3 separate regions of the Homo sapiens genome follow, and all the other regions are linked to region 2. A link is a contact called in ENCODE Hi-C or POLR2A ChIA-PET data. All regions are on one chromosome and are shown on one strand. Each heading gives the region's core, a stretch centred on a gene start or an enhancer-like site at or near the end of the contact. The rest is flanking DNA. Distances are from core to core; before and after follow the strand shown. Region 1 holds the start of MCM6 (minichromosome maintenance complex component 6). Region 2 has its middle 210 kb from the start of CXCR4. Region 3 has its middle 40 kb from the start of DARS1.

The links. A loop is a pair of places that touch in the nucleus more often than their neighbours do. ChIA-PET counts read pairs that join two places held with the same protein, here RNA polymerase II (POLR2A). Pooled maps may share reads with other maps.
Region 1: a loop to region 2 is called in a map of CD4-positive, alpha-beta memory T cell, with 10 times the contacts of the local background. The contact joins the promoter of MCM6 here to the enhancer-like site in region 2. A Hi-C loop is called at or near these places in 1 of 168 maps with a recorded cell type or tissue (CD4-positive, alpha-beta memory T cell), 1 of 37 single-sample maps with no recorded cell type and 10 of 50 pooled maps. POLR2A ChIA-PET finds 5 or more read pairs at or near these places in 5 of 52 experiments (A673, CD4-positive, alpha-beta memory T cell, OCI-LY7 and 2 more).
Region 3: a map with no recorded cell type shows a loop between it and region 2 (2.2-fold over the local background). The contact joins two enhancer-like sites. A Hi-C loop is called at or near these places in 2 of 37 single-sample maps with no recorded cell type and 2 of 50 pooled maps.

Annotation. Positions count from the first base shown.
Region 1 is chr2:135,875,067-135,878,230 of GRCh38, reverse strand. MCM6 (minichromosome maintenance complex component 6) reads left to right here and starts at 1,788. Exons shown (of 17, transcript NM_005915.6): 1 at 1,788-1,972. The coding sequence starts at 1,866. RefSeq lists enhancers at 1,514-1,573, 2,264-2,393, 2,163-2,698 and a silencer at 2,034-2,193.
Region 2 is chr2:136,325,297-136,328,869 of GRCh38, reverse strand. No RefSeq gene overlaps it. Among named protein-coding and RNA genes, the nearest start is that of CXCR4, 210 kb to the right of the region's middle. RefSeq lists an enhancer at 1,423-1,552. Within about 2 kb of position 1,334, at least 9 of the 41 ENCODE cell types and tissues checked have a DNase peak (open chromatin) inside an H3K27ac peak, as active enhancers do; they include OCI-LY7, where a contact is called at or near this core.
Region 3 is chr2:136,024,237-136,027,603 of GRCh38, reverse strand. No RefSeq gene overlaps it. Among named protein-coding and RNA genes, the nearest start is that of DARS1, 40 kb to the right of the region's middle. Within about 2 kb of position 1,928, at least 3 of the 41 ENCODE cell types and tissues checked have a DNase peak (open chromatin) inside an H3K27ac peak, as active enhancers do.

The DNA.
Region 1 (3,164 bases), core at 539-3,038, 450 kb after region 2:
GCTGCAGTGATCCGAGATCCTGCCACTGCACTCCAGCCTAATGACAGAGCGAGACTCTGTCTCCAAAAAAAAAAGAAAGAAAGAAAGAAAGAAAAGAAAGAAAAAAAAGAAAAAGAAAAAATTTTTCAATAAGTTGGATTTGGTGGTGGCAGGAAATCCCAGCTACTCGGGAGGCGGATGCAGGCAGATTGCTGGAGACCAGGTGTTCAAGGTCAGCCTGCACAACATAGTAAGACCTCGTCTCAAAAAAAGAAAAGAAAGAAAAAATATTTTTAATATGCAACAAGCCTCAAAAAATGGAAGTGGTCCCCGTTTCTCTTAATGTCTTGGAGGCCAAAAAAAGGTACTGGTTGGTGAAATACACATATAGATATCATCAGTACCCAGATGTTAATTAACGCCAAGGGAGTGTAAAGGGTCGCCCAAGAGAGCGACTTTACGGGAAAAGAAGGCTCTGGAACCAGAACATTTAAAAGACTCACTGAAGGAGAGGCGCCTACAAAGGATGCTAATCAGGAATGGCCAAAGAGATGGCAGAAAAACCAAGTGAAATGGTTAGGGAAAGATGGGGGAAAAAAACATAAGGATAACTCAAGCCAATAGTGCATTTTAAGAAGGGTATTAAGGCCGGGCGCTGTGGCTCACGGCCGTAATCCCAGCGCTTTGGGAGGTCGAGGCAGACGGATCACCTGAGGTCAGGAGTTTGAGAGCAGCCTGGCCAACATGGCGAAAACCCTGTCTCTACTAAAAATACAAAAATTGGCTGGGCATGGTAGCGGGCGCCTACAATCCCAGCTATTCAGGAGGCTGAGGCAGGAGAATCCCCTGGACCCGGGAGCTGGAGGTTGCAGTGACCCGAGATCGCGCCACTGCTCTCGAGCCTGAGCGACTGGGTGAGACTTCATCTGAAAAAAAAAAGAAAAGAAAAAGAAAAAAAGATTAATCAAAGTGTCAAATATTTCTTTCTTTTTCTTTTTCTTTCTTTTTTTTTTTTTTTTTTTTGAGACGGAGTCACACTGTGTTGCCCAGGCTGGAGTGCAGTGACACGATCTCGGCCCACTGCAACCTCCTCCTCCCAGGTTCAAGCGATTCTCCTGCCTCGGCCACCCGAGTAGCTGGGATTACAGGCGTGCACCACCACGCCCGACTAATTTTTGTATTTTTAGGGGAGATGGGGTTTCTGCATGTTGGCCAGGGTGGTCTCGAACTCCTGACCTCAGGTGATCCACACGCCTCGGCCTCCCAAAGTGCTAGGATTACAGGTTGTGAGCCACCGCGCCCGGCCAATGTCAAATATTTCGCTGATTTTCCTCGGTCAGCACCACCACAATAATTGTGCCACCTTACCCATGCAAGGTTTAGACATCTCTTTGACTCTTTTACAGGGTTTTATACTGTGGTTTCCATTATTTCCTCTAACTAGACAGCAGAAGCGGCTTACTCATTTTTCTCTTCCATAGAGTCTTACTCCGATCGTTCAATTAATATCAGTGGAATGATTTAAAGAACATTTGAAAAACCACTCGGACAAAACCCTCAGATTCGAACTTGTTCCAGCAGCCAAAAATACCCGCGGGCCACGGCTACACTGCGCAGGCGCAAAGGCAGATGGGCTTTCTCCAGAAGGGCTTTGCATTTGGCGCGAAATCCCTTTCCGTGGGCTGGGGCTCTTGGAGAGGCGCCGTTCATTGGTCAGGTTTGGCGCGAAATCTCCAGCTCCTGTGTCACGATTGGTTCCGGCCGTGCAGGTCGGAAGAGGGGGCGGGGCGGAAGCGGCGGCGGCGCGCGCAAAGCTGCAGCGTCTGGAAAAAAGCGACTTGTGGCGGTCGAGCGTGGCGCAGGCGAATCCTCGGCACTAAGCAAATATGGACCTCGCGGCGGCAGCGGAGCCGGGCGCCGGCAGCCAGCACCTGGAGGTCCGCGACGAGGTGGCCGAGAAGTGCCAGAAACTGTTCCTGGACTTCTTGGAGGAGTAAGTCGGCGAGCGCCCCGGGCCTCGCCCGCCTCCGGAGCCTGCGGCGTCTGGGCCAGGCGGTGCCGTGTGGGCGGCGGGTGTTCCGGAACCTGGGGGTCGCGCGTCCGGGAAGCGCCTCCCCGCCCGCCCCCCAACTTTAGGCTCCGAGCCCGGCGGCCGCGAGGAGCCTGGGACAGGCTGGGTTTTTCTGGAGTAAAACCCATCTCGAGCCCTAAGACGCTCGTGCCCAGTGCTCAGCGCTTTGCTTCTGTCACTTGATGCTCACCACCCCGCGAGCCTGGTATTTGCACAGCCCTCGGTGACCGGCGCGGAAACCTGGGCTCGCTGAGTATAGTAACTGGGCCGCTGGGTGCGGCCAGGTCGAGTGGGAGGCCGAAGTGCCATTGAATCTCGTCGGTGCCCTGCTGGGCCACGCAGCCGGGAGCATGGTGCTGGGGGTTCGCAGGGCACGGGCCACCCTCGCCTCTTGTGCTGATGAAAGTTTCTGCGTCAACTGTGGTTTGAAAGCTGCTGGGGGGCGGAGCCCTGCCCTGCAGAGAGTAGCTCACCATATCCCTTCTTCTGGGTCCCTTGCTCCCCTTTCCCTCTGGCCTTCCTTTCCTTTCTCTACTCTTCTTTTTTTCTGTGCCTCTGGGCTCCTAGCTTCATAACCCCAACCTCCTCCCTGGCTTGCCTCACCCACCGGTTATTTTTCCTGGAGCAGATACACCACGGCCTCCAGGATGAAGGGTCAGCAGTTTGGAATGGCTTTTGAAGTTCTTTTTTAGTAAAATATACATAACAAAGTTGACCATTTTAGCCATTTTTAAGTGTAGAGTCCAGTGGCACTAAGTGCATTCACCTCGTTGTGCAGCCGTCACCACTCTCCCATCTCCAAACTTTTTTTTTTTTGAGGCGTAATTTAGCCCTTGTTGCCCAGGCCGGAGTGCAGTGTCACCATCTCAGCTCACCGCAACCTCCGTCTCCCGGGTTCAAGCTATTCTCCTGCCTCAGCCTCCCTACTAGCTGGAATTACAGGCATGCGCCACCACGCCCGGCTAATTTGGTATTTTAGTAGAGATGGGGTTTCTCCATGTTGGTCAGGCTGGTCTTGAACTCCCGACCTCAGGTGATCCCCCCGCCTGGGCTTCCCAAAGTGATTACAGGCGTGAGCCACCGTGTCCGGCTCCAAACTCTTTTCATCTTCCAA
Region 2 (3,573 bases), core at 85-2,584:
CCCTCTTTCTTTTATTCAATCTCCCTCCCTCCTTTCTTCCTCTGTCTTTCCTGTCTTTTCTTCATCTGGAAATTTTCTTTCATTTCTCTCTTCTTCTCCCTCACCTTCTCGAGCAATGTGCTAAGACTGCAATGCACTGGGACTTCCAGGGGTCACCTGGAAACTCCTTGGGCCTAAGAGCCAAGGTTCCACCATAGCTGCAGCTGAACTGGTTTGCCCTCATCCCAGGAGCCATCCAGAGATTCCTATCTCAGCAATTTGCAAATGGTACTAAGGCCTCTGCACTGTTCTCAACAATGGCCCAATTAACTGCCAGTTGCATTTCAACAGCCGGAAGGTTAATTGGCTCACATGACAAGGATGGAGAGTAACCTGCACCCCATTAAATTGGTGTGCTCTCAGTACCATTCCACTGCGCTTTCTGCCCGTTTTCACATGTTCACGAAGCGTCCAAGAGACAAGTAAAAGACCCAGGCTTAAAGAAGAGGAATGGCTTCTCATTAGCGGTCCCATCTAGAAGCCTGCATTTTCTCCCTGTTCTCTGCCTCCCTCCCAGAGGCAAACGCAGGAAGTCATCACACCATTTCTGTGTGATGCTCTGCACTTTTGTCATTTAATGGATTCACATTGTTCTAATTTTTTGGTGTCTGGTCATCTGTGGAAATACTTGCTTTTTATTTCTGAAAAGCTTTGGCTGAGAGGTTTTTTGGTTTGTTCTTTTATAACACACACACACATTTATAGTCTCTAAGACTTCTCAGATAATTACTAGACCGCCGACTCTAACACACTGTTTCATCATATTCAAACTGACTGCCCGGATAGAAATCCATATTCTCTCTCTTATTAAGAACCGATTTCCCTTGAGTAATATCTGCCCTGCTATTTTACTCTAGGTAATATTGATCTTCCCACTCTCCTCCAAAGCGCCTTGCAGAGTGCCAATAATGTTGTAAAAGAAACCTTTTATTAATGAACTCCCCACAGCTTAATTTTGTTTAGATAAGTTAAAAAAAAAAAAAGACAGGAGAAAGGGTGCAACAGTTGACAAACTTTTATTTGCACCAAAAGTCTGGCCACCTGTGGAGTAGTTTATAGGGAGTCGGGGGTGTGGAGTGAGTGGGTGGCACTACTATAAACAAAGCTTCAACCAGCTGCCTGAGAGCTCTGAGTCACACAGAGCAAGCAGGATGTCCCACTAAGATACAGATTGTTTGATTACACCCAGAGACAACAGCACCAAGCCCAGCAGGGACTGACACATCAGGGCCAATCTCTTCACTCACTGTCCCAGCGATGCAGAGGGGCCCCCACCAAGAAAACCCAGGAAGCATTGAGAGTGGCTGTGGGCTGACGCGTCCTGTATGTTTGACGTAAACAGGAGTGTATTTTTTCCCAAGATCAGCCTCTATACAAAGAGATTAAATCAGTCCTATACAGAGGAACTGGTTTTCTCATGCCGACCCATGTTTGCGAATGCTGTCGAAAGTTCTTCAGAATGAAGCTAATCAAAGTGAAAGTGATGACAGGACAGATCGTATTCGAAATCCCAGTGACCTGACCACAGGAGGAGCCCCACCACCGAAACCCTGCAAGGAGGTCAGCAGCAAGACCAGGGCAGGTGCCTGGCAGAGGCCTCCGCATCTGCTGCAACCTGGGCCCTCCCAGCCTCAGCAAAAGGGACTTTGTGGCCACAGCTGCAGTTTATTTCACATTCTATAATGATAGCAACTAGGCAGAAGTGACTGTGGACTGAGCAGAACCATCTTCAAATTTGTTTTTATCCTGGCATAACAGATTTAAGTTAACCAGCTATTGATTAAGTAGAGAACATAAGATAGTTAAACCCACTCTGTGTTCTCCCTCAATATCTACCCCTTTAGTCTGTTATTATGCCAGAAATTCTCTCAACTGGGAACAATGTAATGTTATGATTTTTAAAGCCAATAACACTCTGGTTTACATTAGTTTACCTGAATGTTTGGTTGGATGGATGGATGGATAGATGGATGGGAGGATGGATGGATGTGTCAACCTATAATAAAATATTATAAAATAATCTAAAGAGTCAGAACCACCCATTTGTGAAAAACAAAATTTAAAAGCTGTTGGAATCCAAACTTTCTCTGTTTTTTGTTTGTTTGTTTGTTTGTTTGTTTGTTTGTTTTTGAGAAGGAGTTTCGCTCTTGTCACCCAGGATGGAGTGCAATGGCTTGATCTCGGCTCACTGCAACCTCCGCTTCCCAGGTTCAGGTGATTCTCCTGCCTCAGCCTCCCGAGTAGCTGGGATCATAGGCACCTGCCACCACGCCTGGCTAATTTTTTGTATTTTTAGTAGAAACGGAGATTCGCTATGTTGGTCAGGCTGACCTCAGGTGATCCACCTGCCTGAGCCTCCCAAAATGCTGGGATTACAGGCTTGAGCCACCATGCCCAGCCGGAACCCCAACTTTCAAAGAGTTTATTCAAGTGCAGTTTGAGGATGGCCTACCCGGAAACACCAATTCCAAAGAAATGGAGTCAGAGTTTAAAATACAGAAGTTAAGGTTTCATTTATATAGACAGAGACAGAGGAGTTTTTAGCAGGATTACAGCATTTTTCATAAAGTTGTCACATAGTTACAGCAACTTGATTGGTTATAGGCAGTTTCTTTTTGTAAAGGGTGCATTTGTCACCTTTTACAGAGGGTGTAATAGTCATGGGCTGTCTGTCATCTGGTCTAAGCAAAGCAACACAACACAGGGGAAGTTAGTCTGTAACAATGGTCATTAATTTAGAAGGCAGGAGGTTTTTGTCCTTGAGGTCATTTAATTGCCTCTAGCCATGATAGAGAACAAGAAAAATAAGAAAAATAGTTAATCTATAATCTGAGAAACAAAAATAGCAACTCTATGTGACTCAAATCACACTCACATCTCTCAAAGTGTTTTTTGGGTTCCAACAGCTTTTAAATTTTATTTCTCACAAATGGACGGTTGGATGGGTAGATGACAGGATAGATGGGTGGATAGAGGAATGAAGAATGAGAGAAGAGAAGGTAGGCTTAGACTCCAGAAAATGTAGAACAAGAAAGTAGAGCATGAGATCCTGCCAAACAGGACACATTTTGGAGGAATGCGGAGAATGGCTAAGAGATGAAAATCCGGGGAGTGGGGGACAAAAATGAATATCTTCTTCTCAGTTTTAAGGAAGTATCTTTTATAGTCAAGACTTTTGCTGCTTGTAGAGTCTTACACTATCAACTGTATCATTTCATTCAGCCATTCATTCAACTACTACACTAATTCCTTCCCTTCTCCAACTCATGGAATGTAAAGGAAAAGGACCCAGAGGGAATATTTTCTGGTTAAAGGTGTTTAGTAATTGAGCCTGTTAATAGAACTTTAGAGACCCCACTTTGTTCAGGGGTTGCTATGAGGCATAGTGGAAGCATACACCCTCAGCAGCTGGAAGACCTGAATTCTCTGAACCTATTGAGAGCCTTCAGCTCCTCTGACATACATGAATCCTCTTTTCCTGCTGTTCTTCTGAGTGCTTTACTCCACTCATTAATATGTCCGTAAAGATGAAGT
Region 3 (3,367 bases), core at 679-3,178, 300 kb after region 2:
GTGTATGCTGTTTGGCATAGATGTTAGCCGGAAGTGTGTGTGTGTGTGTGTGTGTGTTTGTGTGTGTTTGTGTGTGTCTGTGTGTGTGTGTGTGTGCGCGCGCGCACGTGCAGTTAAAAATAAGCTGGCCGACAATTTTCTAGTTTCCTATTGGAGCAAAAAGTTTAATTCTTTGTTCCAGTGTTCCCATCCTGGTTCATTGTGAGCTGAAACTGTTCGCCTAACCCTCAGGGTCAAAGAGTTCTGTGTAATTGGAATGCTATTTTGTTTTCAGGCTGTTTGATGTTAATGGCTTGATTACCAATACAGTGGTGTAGCAAGGAGTTTCATTTTGGGAGGTCTTAGTACCATATGTCAACAAATAACAAGAAAAACATTCCTTCATGTCTCCAAAACACACACACACACACACACACACCCCAAATCCTGATTTACTCCCCCAACAACAAATCTCTTTCTAAACATTCCATCTAAAAAGCTTTCCAATTAAATACTTTTTTAAAACCAGCTTTTTATTTTGGAATAACCTTAGATGAACAGGAAGTTGCAAGGAGAGTACAGAGAGTTTTTGTATACCCTTCATCAATTTCTCCTAATGTTAACATTTAACATAACTTTGGTTCATTTGTTCAAACCAGGGAATAACAAACTGTAGCAGCCTGTAGGCCAAATCCAGCCCACTGTCTGTTTTTGTAGGGCCTGAGAGCAAAGAGTATTAAATGTTTAATGGTTAAACAATCAAAAGAAGACTAATACTTCATGGCATGTAAAATTTATATGAAACTGAAATTTCAGTGCTCATAAATAAAATTTTAGCCAAACAAGTTGGTTCACACCTGTAATCCCATCACTTTGGGAGGCTGAGGCAGGAGGATCACTTGAGGCCAGGAGTTTGAGACCAGCCTGGGCAACATAGTGAGACTCTATCTTTACCAAAAAAAAAATTTTTTTAATTAGCCAGGCAGTGAAGTGTGCCTGTAGTCCTACCTATTTTGGAGGCTGAGGCAGGAGGATTGCTGGCACCCAGGAGTTCAAGACTGCAGTGAGCTCTGCCATTGCACTCCAGCCTGGGCAACAGGCTGGGCAACAGAGCAAGACTCTGTCTCAAAAAAATAATAATGATAAATTTAAAAATAAACTTTTACTAAAATAGAGCCATGCTCATTCCTTTATATATTTGTCTGGTTGCTTTAGCTCTACAGTGACCGAGTTGAGTAGTGGCACACAGACCATCTGGACCACAAGCCCCAGAGTATCTCCTCTGCTCCTTTACAGAAAAAGCTTGCTGACTCGGGGTCTAAACTAAGAAATTAATGTTGTTACATTACTATTAACCAAAGGACAGGCTTTATAGCACCAATGTTTCCAATTTCACGATGCAATCCAGGAACCACACTACATTTAACAAATGTATTTTCGTATGGTGAGCCTCCATCTATTTATCCACCAGGTGCATGGTAGGTTCTACTTTGGAAAATTTTCCTGACTCACAAATGAATTTCAGCTGGACACTTAAACAAGGTTTGTTTTTGTTGTTTGTCTGGGGTTATTTATGTCTTTCACACAATAGGCAGACAATGGAATACAACATCTGGGCTAGGAATGCTGTGCGAACTTGAAGATGGAGGAAGAGCTGTATTTGTTCAAGCAGTTCACGCGCTGGGCTAAGATAGAGCACCAATTCAGGGCCTTGAGAAAAGGGGGTTCCCAATGTCCCCCCTCGCACGGTGTGAGGCCTTCTCCTGATCCCACGCAATCCCTGCCTCAGCTCCCTGTCCTTTGTTTCCTGTTCCCCGGGACCGGCCTGTGAACCACGCGGCTATGCCTTTCAACCCGGCTGCGGCGGCTTTCAGTGCGCTCTGCAGGCGCGATCGGGCGGCGTCCAGTTGCCGGGCAACGGCCTGACAGGCAGCTCACGTTGCCGCCAGGGCCAAGACATCCGCACCAGCCAGTCTGCACCGCGAGCCTGTGGCCTGATTTCTCCCCCTCCATTGTTGTCGCTAATACAAAAGGCTACAACTCCAGTGTGGTCACTGGGCCTGCATTGAATTACACGCCAGGCCATTCTTCGGGCCGGAGCCTTTGTAGGCTGGGATGCGTTTCCTCCCAGGGCCAGAACTCTGGGCCTCGCCAGCCTTTACGAGTTGTCTGCCTCCCTCCGCCACTTCCACCCACCTACCGCCTTTGTTCCTTTCAGCTGGCAGCCAGGCCCTCGCTTGCCTTTTGGTTGGTATGAGATCACTGGCGGCGGGCTTGAGCAGTCCTTCCCACCCGCTCCCCTCACTCTCAATTAAGCACTGCGCGTAAAATCCCAGGCCTATTCAGTCATCTCTTCTTATCTCTTTCTCAACCATCCCCCCAACACCCATCCCTCTCTCTCAAGTTTCTAAGGCTGCCGTTGCTAGGGAACTCAAACCTGAGGGCTGAAGGGAGGTTTTCTAAGGTGTCTGCCAAACTCCCAAAACTCAGAGGGCGGAGGCAGCACAAAGTCTTTGGGATTCCCCAAACGCTGAAGAGAGTTACATGTAACTCACCACCCTCTACCCCATATCCTTGTGTTCAGCATCATGTTTGGATTCCGGGAAATTCAGTGGTGAAGTGGGAAAAGAGATTTCAAATCACACTAAGAAGCAATTTCTCCTAATGTAAAAGCTGGAAGGGGTCTCCTCTCAAAGGAAAAACATCCCAAGGTATGAGTTTATTTTTCTTCAACAGTGTAACATGGACAAAGAGTGTTCTTACATCAGCTATTTGATAGAAATCCTTACTTAATGAGGGAGGAATGCGTGACGATAACAATATGCTATCTGGCTTTTTAAATACCAATACCAGGCTTTACATGGTGGCTCATGCCTGTAATCCCAGCACTTTGAGAGGCCCAGGTGGGAAGATTGCTTGAGTCTAGGAGTTCGAGACCAGCCTGGGCAACAAAGTGAGACCCCTGTGTCTACAAAAAATAAAAATAAAATTAGCCAGTTATGGTGGCCTGAGCCTGTAGTCCCAGCCACTATAGAGGCTGAGGCGGGAGGATGGCTTGAGCCCAGGAGTTTGAGGCTGCAGTGAGCCTTGATCTCTGCAGTGAGCCGTGATCATGCACTCTAGCCTAGGTGACAGAATAAGACCTTCTCTAAAAAAATAAATAAATACTATTACCATTGTGAAATGCCTCCTCAGCTGGGGTCCCCAAGTGTGGGCTCCACTCACAGCGCCATCCGCAGGCCGGAGCAGGAGTGCATGCTGGCTACAACCAGTGTGGGAATCCAGGTCTACCTTGCTCCTGCAGCCTTCTGCCATCTCTTTGTGTTTCTCCGATTATTCCCTCTACCCTCTGTGTAATATTCTGTTAAAACCTAGGCATAAGGCTGGG